Linked DNA regions of Homo sapiens: region 2 is linked to region 1. Evidence: chromatin contacts called from ENCODE Hi-C or POLR2A ChIA-PET data. All regions are on one chromosome and are shown on one strand. Each heading gives the region's core, a stretch centred on a gene start or an enhancer-like site at or near the end of the contact. The rest is flanking DNA. Distances are from core to core; before and after follow the strand shown.

Region 1 (3,420 bases), core at 637-3,136:
AGCTAACATCTCATGTTTCTAACATTTTGAAGAACACACTTTGGAAAAATGTTGATTAGGTTAATTCCCTCCCTTAACATGTGAGCTTGATTAATTAGTAATTGCCTTCCCAGCTTGTAGGCTCTGGAAGCCCCAGCCTCCTGATGAATAGCCATATCTTGGTTTCCTATGACCCTCGCCAGAGTAGACTCTGCTACCCCGGGACAGGGCTGCCAAGCGGCCAATCTGCTGCCCTTTGGGCCTGGACTGTGCTCTGTTCCCGGCTCTCGTGCTCCCATAACCAGCCTATTTCTGGCCCCTCCTGTGTCTGTCATGGTCCTCTGTGGAGGGCTAGCATTCACCCCTAGTCTGTGGCTGTCCTTCCATCCAACAGACTCGTTTCTAAGAAGGTGAGGGGCAGGAAGGAGTCAGAATAAGAGAGGAAAACAGCAGTTTCCACTTTCTCAAATGACTCCTGGGCTTTTCTTTCATTGGCTAAGCTTGGGGTCAGGTCCTAGACAGCCCTAGAATCCCCTGCTTGGAGGAATGGTCAGGTAGCAGCCCCCAAGAACCTGGTGTACCTCCAGCCAGCCTGTCCTCTTTGTGGGCTGGCAGGGGGTCCAGCTGCAGCTCCAGCCAGTTGGGCCCCAGAAGACTGGCTCACATGCCTCTGGAAATCCAGCAAACAGAGGCACCTCTGGCCAACCACATCTTAGAGCTAGGGGGTAGTTGCTCAGAAATAGCCCAATTTCCATCCCAGTTAAGGTCCCATCCCAGCCTCACCTAAGTCTTGGATTGCAGTGGGTTCTACAAGAATAAAGTTCAACACACACCAGGAACAAATTCCCAGGGTCTTCTAAGACTCTAAACTCGGAAAGAGGGACAGTGGGTAGGGCTAGGTTTGGACACAATATCTGATAAGGTTGCCAGGCACGATGGCTCACACCTGCAATGCCATCACTTTCAGAGGCCGAGGCAGGTGGATCACCTGAGGTCAGGAGTTCGAGACCAGCCTGGCCAACATGGTGAAACCCCTTCTCTACTAAAAATACAAAAATTAGCTGGTGGCACACACCTGTAATCCCAGCTACTCAGGAGACTGAGGCACGAGAATCATTTGAACCCGGGAGGTAGAGGTTACAGCGAGCTGAGATCACGCCACTGTACTCCAACCTGGGCAACAGAGCAAGACTCTGTCTCAATAAATAAATAAATAGATAAAAATCTGATAAGGTGCCTGGGAATTGTTGGGCCGCACCCTGGCTCTCCTTCCGTACTCAGCCATCCCTCGGATGTACAGGAGACGAGGCAAGGCAGCTGTGGCCCTGTGCCCGTTCCCACTGCCCAGTCCCTGGCCACCTTTGCTGGGGGTACCACTACTGGGCCCCTCTCCCTTAGAGACTGCATCCTAATGAAGCCTTTCACTTTCCTTGCTGGACTTCCATTAAGGAAACTCCTGGTTCCTCATGAAGCCTTTAAAAAAATTACTCTCCACTGAGGATGAGGGCTGCTGCAAAGTCTCCAGGGAGGCGGTGTAAGGGATATGGGGCTGTCTTTGGGCCAGGCCTCCAGCAGCTAGCTAATAGCCTGCACGCAGGGACACTGCTGATGGGAGGACTCAGCTGACCAGTCTTGACCTCTTTACCCCGGAGAGTATGATGACCAGAGTACCCCCTAATCCACCCAAAAGGGCCTGTTTCACTGCTGTGAGGAATGACCAGGGCAAAGGGACAGTTGCAGACTGATAGGATTCCAAAGTGACTCAACAGAGGCCTGGAACAGAGTCCAGGTGTCTACCACCAAATAGAGGGGACTGGACTCTGGACACATGAAGCCCAGATTGATGGAGGGCGAGCGGGCTCTGCTCTCACAGATGAAGGCATGGGGAATGACGTGGCACACCAGCCACTTGCTCTGTGGACATGATCTCATCTGTTCACCCCCCCACTCCTGCCCCCAACTGATAAGAATCTGGTGATGTTTCCTGTAGTCCAAGGGTCTCAGACAATGGTGTGAACGGCTGGCCCTACTGGAAAGGACATTGTTCAGGGAAGAAAAAACAACACACCAGCACAAAGCCAGGGCAGGACCTGCTGAAATGTAAGGGCCTGTTTACAAACCCATGATTTCTAAGGGGAAGAACACAATGGAGAATTGTTTTGGCGAGGCTGGTGTCTCCTCCAGTAGGCTCCTGGGGGCTGGGGATGGCTTTGATGGTCCAGACAGGTCTCAGATGCTCTGAAAAGGATGGATACTAATGGCGCGGATGCCTTCCTGTTTATTAGGGGTGTGTGCAGGGCAGGGTCAAGAAGCCAGTTTACACCAAAGACAAGGGGAAGGGGCTCCTGGGGCTTACCCCTTCCATCTGGACCTCATGCTGTCATGTTGCTCAGGGATCCCAGGGTTAGAGCAGGTTTGCTAGGGAGAAGTGAGGGCAAGGGTTTTTTGTTTTGGGAAAAAAATCAGTTCTTCAGTTTTTCTGTCATTTTTTGGAAAAATGTACAAGCCATGACACCTTTGCAAATAGCCAGCTCCTTTGGAATGGAGCTCCCTGGCTTAGTCACTAGGGAGACTTCTCACACCTGGGGGCCCCCATGATGCTGTGACTGGGAGCACATGGGAAACTGATGCTGTCTCCCTGGGGTCAGGGCCAGTGGAGGTGCTGCTTCTCATAGCATCCTCCCACCCTGCCCATAGAGGCTAGAGCCTTTGAGCCACCGTTTGAGCCACCACCCAGAGGTCCTGATGGCAGTGAGTGTGCATTCGTGTGGACAGGTACCTGTGCATGTGTGCATGTGGGAGGAGGGTGGGGCAGAAAAGGAATAGAACCATATCACACATTCCCCCTTGGGACTGGCAGTCGCCATTTTTGGTGGAGGAGAGGGCATCTGGATGCCTCTCAATGAGTAATTGGGAGATATTTTTGGTGGGTTAGGAGAGCCACTTTGGGTCTGGAGAGACTATGAAGGCAGTCTTGTCTAAGGATTTGACCTGTGACGGGGAGCTTTCAAACTCATCTCTAACCCCAACAGGAACGTGCCTCATGAATAAACTCGAACAGATGTGTTTAGAACAATTGAGGCGCAATAAGTCTTATGTAATCCCAAAACAGAAGCAAGATTTTCATAAGCCTTTCCCAGCCTTCCAGGTCTGAGGGTTTATAATCTTCATCGACATGCTAACAGTGCCCTCTGGTGTTTGGCAGCAAAACACAGGCTTATGAATACAGGGTATGGAGCATCCATCAGTTCTGTAGACATTAAACTGCCTCTGAACGTGGAGTCCTGGGCCAGGCATCATGAGGGGAAGAAAGGTTAATAAGACAGACAGGTCCCTGGAGCTTCTGATCTAGCAGGAAAGACAGACCCATAACTGTAGGACAGACAGAGAATGACATGGGCTATAACAGGGGGTACAAACAGAGACAGTAAGAGTGCCTAG
Region 2 (3,786 bases), core at 356-2,855, 65 kb before region 1:
ACCCAAGTACAGGGTGCACAGATACAGAGGGCCAACTGCACTTACAGTGGCTCTCGGCTATGCAGGGTGCTGGGATAGAGGCCACGTAGCTGTGTTAGAGTGGCCAGCACTGCTGCAGCCCCATCCACAAGGAGTGGTCAGAGCCATAGGTCTCTGACAAGGAAAAAACTCGAATCTGAGGCCCCTCACTGACCTCTGTCCTCACTGCCCAGAGCATGAGGAGGTGGCGGAGGCCTTTGAAATTCCCTTGCATGGTACACAGGGGGAAACTGAGTTAAGGGGAGGGCAGGAGCTTACCTGCAGGGCTCTCAGCACAGCCCTGGAACCCTTGGCTCTTCCCCCATCACTGTCGCCTTCTCAGCCTCATATCTTCCTGTCCCCAGCCCTGGCCTGGTCCTGAAGCTGGTGAGGCCCTTCTCCCTGCTGCCTCTCTGAGGGACCACAGGCATCCAAGAGAAAGCGCCTGATGGTGGCAGGGGGCCTAGGCCCCTGGCTGGACTGCCTGTGGGATCCTGGGCAAGTCCTCCCCGCTCTGGACTTTAGTCTGGCCATCTGTGCCATGGGGATAGTGGTTGCTGCTCCAGGAGGCAGACACGCTCAGCCTCACAGGAGAGAGACTACCCCCATCACCAGGGTGGGAGGCTCTTCCAGAAGCTCCCAGAGGCCCCTACCATGGGGCCTGAGCAGACCTGCAGCCAGGAGCCTGTCACAGGGACCTGACCGAGGGGCTGGCTGTGGCTGCATACCAGGACCCTGTCTGCTCGCCAGCACACACGGATGGCCATCACAGGCAGGGGTTTGGAGCATGGCTTTAGAGTGGGAATGGCCTGTCCCCATCATCCTAGGGCTTCGGGTTCCTCACGAGGAGGACAGGAGGAGTTGCCCCGAGGCTGTGAGGATTCAAGGGGACCTGCCCGGGGCTGTGGCTGCTCTGTGGCAGCTCTGAGGCTGAAGTGTGTCCTTGCCAGCTGCTCATAACCCCGGACACTAAGGGTGAGTGACTCATTCTGCTTCCCGGTACTCTTGGGGCTGGACACAGGCACACACATGTGCACACACTTGCCCCACGTGAATCTGTAGTCCTCGGGGGTTGGAGGTGATCACATCTTCAACCCCCAGGTGAGGGCCACATAAGACCTGGGCCTCCGTCTGGGCCAGAAGGGCAGGACAGGCCTGCCTCTGTACACTTCAGCTGCACGCTGGGGAGCCCCGGCCCCGCATAGTCAGAGGAGGGTGGGCTGACACACCCCTGAACCCTGGGTGGCTGGACGCAGACCTCAGACTGGGGAGGTGGGCACAATAGCCAGCCCCCAGGCCTGCTAAGAGGCCAGACAGGCGCCAGCTGCGGTTTCTCCCCAGGCCCCTGCCCCTCCATGTCAGTCCCTCCCTGTTCCCACCGCTGGCCGGCAGGGCCCAGACGCCGTGTGCCCCTGCGACTGGCTCACACTTACCTGCCCCCTGACGAAGCTGAAGCCTGCCAGGCAGAAGGCCAGGAGGCAGAGTGGGAGGAGGCCCCGGGGCCCCGCCATGGCTGGTGGGCACGCTGTCCAGGACAGAGTCGGGGCGTAGGGAATGAGCTCTAGGAGGCAGGCACAGCACAGGCAGGCGGGACGGGGCGGGCAGTGGCCTTAAAAGCAGCCCGGAGGCCCCGCCAGCTCACCCCCACAGGAACCCGCCAGGATTTCCTCCTGCATATCAGCAGCCTGCAGGCGGAAGGGAAGGTGCTGGCCACTGACCCCCCATGGGCGGCCTGAGCCCTGCTCGGGGCTTCCCGGCTGGGACCCTCCTGGCATCACAACCTGGAAGTCCAGGCCACCATGAGCCCCGGGACCTGGGCTCTATCAGAGGTTCTGAAGCAAATCCAAAGGCACACGTGAACGAGTCCCCCGCCTGCGAGCCCAGTGTGTTTCATTCAGAGGCTCCTGGGGTGCTGGTCGGCGGAAGGCAGGGCAGCCCCTGAATGGGTCTGTCTGTTCCTGCCTCCACCTTTCCAACTCCAGGGCGCTCATGGGGCTCTGACTCGCTACAGGCACCCTGCTAGCCCACCAGACCCACATCCCCTCACTAGCCCCAGCCACTCCTGAGCCGCTGGTCCTGCCCGCCAACCCCCATCCACCCTCCCTGCCTCCCTATCTGCCCTCCACTCAGCAGCCCATGCTCAGCCAGCTTGCTGCAGCACCTCCAAACCCCTCTCCAGCTGGCTGGTCTCTCTGAACTCTCCCCAGACAGGTCTGCTCCAGCCGCGCAGGCCTCTCTGCTCCTTCAGTGAGCTCTCCCGGCATGTGCTGCTACCCTAGATTGTCACACTCTGGCTCCTTCTCACAGGTGGTCTCAGGTCAAGGGCCACCACTTCAGAGCGCCTCCCTGGTCTCAGCCTGCAGGTGGCCCTGCACCTGGTTCACCTGGCAGCACCAGCCACCAGCTGACATTGGCTTGTTTCATTTGTCTCCCCTGGAACATTGGCTGTGGAAGAGTAGGGGCGCTGTCTGGCTGATTCGCACAGTGGATGCTCAATACACGTGTGCAGAAGGAATAAATGAATGGAGGTGGCTACTTTTATGATCCCTCTGTTACTGGTGGGGAAACTGAGGCTCAGAGGGGCTGGGTAGCTTGTCTGAGGTAATCAGTTTTCATATCCAATCCCAGGGCTACTGTCTGAAGCCACCACTGCCTGCACAGCCAGCACCCCCAAGAGGTGCAGTGGGCCCAGGCTGAGGGCCTCTGCGTGCCAGGGCTGCACGTGGTGGGCCTTGCCTCCAGTTGTCACTACCCCCAACTGCAGACGGCGTAACAGTTGGGGAGACAGGAGTGGGCCAGAGCCCGGTGGCCATCTGTAAATGCTTTGGTAAAGGCCAGGTTGGGGAAAGTTTCTCCTCCCCAGCACACCTCCACTCCCATCAGTTTGGAGGGGCCTTCAGGCAGGCCTGAGATCTGGCTGGGATGGGGGTTGCAAGGGGAAACCCTCCCCACATTCCCCACACCCACAGTCTTCCTGGGGGTGAAGGGTCCTCCAGGCAGGACCCCCACTCTGCTGGCACCAAGGGAAACGGGGGAACAGAAGCAGGCCTGGGACCCAGGCTGGCCACGCCACCCACCTCTCCACAGCCCTGCCTGGCCTGGCTGCCCCAAGGTCCTGGGGACTGAGGCTCCTGGCTGGGCCAGGATGAGTTATGTGGGGCTCATAGGCCCTGCTCTGGCAGCAGGAATGGGGTTGGGGAAGAGTGTGGCATGGGGTTGGCTACCAAAATCCCAGGTCCTACCTCAGCAGGCTCCCTGAAGCAACCCTCAGGGAGGGGCCCATGAGCCTCATGTTTCAGGGACATGAAGACAGACACAGATGGGTATGTGCCCCTCCCTCCACTGTCCACCACCTGGGTCCACCTCCCCACAGACCTCCCCTGCTGCCATTCAAGGGCCACCTTGGTGAGATGCCCCGGCCCCCACCAGCCACCTCAGACTCTGGGATCTCTCTGTCCTCCTCGCCCCTCCCCCACTCTCAACAGGGGTTGTGAAACAGGTGGGGTTGGGCCCAGGGGTGACTGACACATAAGACCTGCAGGACAGCCTGAAGAGGGTGGCATGCCCCGCACCCAGGCAGAGGGGCAGCGGCTGGTGTGTCAGGGGTGCCCTGAGGAGTTTCTTGTTTGCCCTGCGCTCATGGTTTAGCCACAGCCCAGCATGGCACTGTCCAGAGAGGCCATGGCCCTGTCATGCCTCCCATGTTCCAAGAAGCATCTGGCTCCTGGAGGGCTGCTCCTTCCTTTCCCCCAACCCCTCACCCTCCTG

Evidence for each region. A loop is a pair of places that touch in the nucleus more often than their neighbours do. ChIA-PET counts read pairs that join two places held with the same protein, here RNA polymerase II (POLR2A). Pooled maps may share reads with other maps.
Region 2: a loop to region 1 is called in a map of endothelial cell of umbilical vein, with 8 times the contacts of the local background. The contact joins the promoter of STAB1 here to the enhancer-like site in region 1. A Hi-C loop is called at or near these places in 2 of 168 maps with a recorded cell type or tissue (endothelial cell of hepatic sinusoid and endothelial cell of umbilical vein) and 3 of 50 pooled maps. POLR2A ChIA-PET finds 5 or more read pairs at or near these places in 3 of 52 experiments (AG04449, RWPE1 and WTC11).

Annotation. Positions count from the first base shown.
Region 1 is chr3:52,428,464-52,431,883 of GRCh38, reverse strand. No RefSeq gene overlaps it. Among named protein-coding and RNA genes, the nearest start is that of SEMA3G, 15 kb to the left of the region's middle. RefSeq lists a silencer at 1,751-1,911 and enhancers at 3,091-3,190, 769-3,420. Within about 2 kb of position 1,886, at least 4 of the 41 ENCODE cell types and tissues checked have a DNase peak (open chromatin) inside an H3K27ac peak, as active enhancers do; they include endothelial cell of umbilical vein, where a contact is called at or near this core.
Region 2 is chr3:52,493,157-52,496,942 of GRCh38, reverse strand. It overlaps STAB1 (stabilin 1), which reads right to left and starts at 1,605. Exons shown (of 69, transcript NM_015136.3): 1 at 1,452-1,605. The coding sequence starts at 1,529.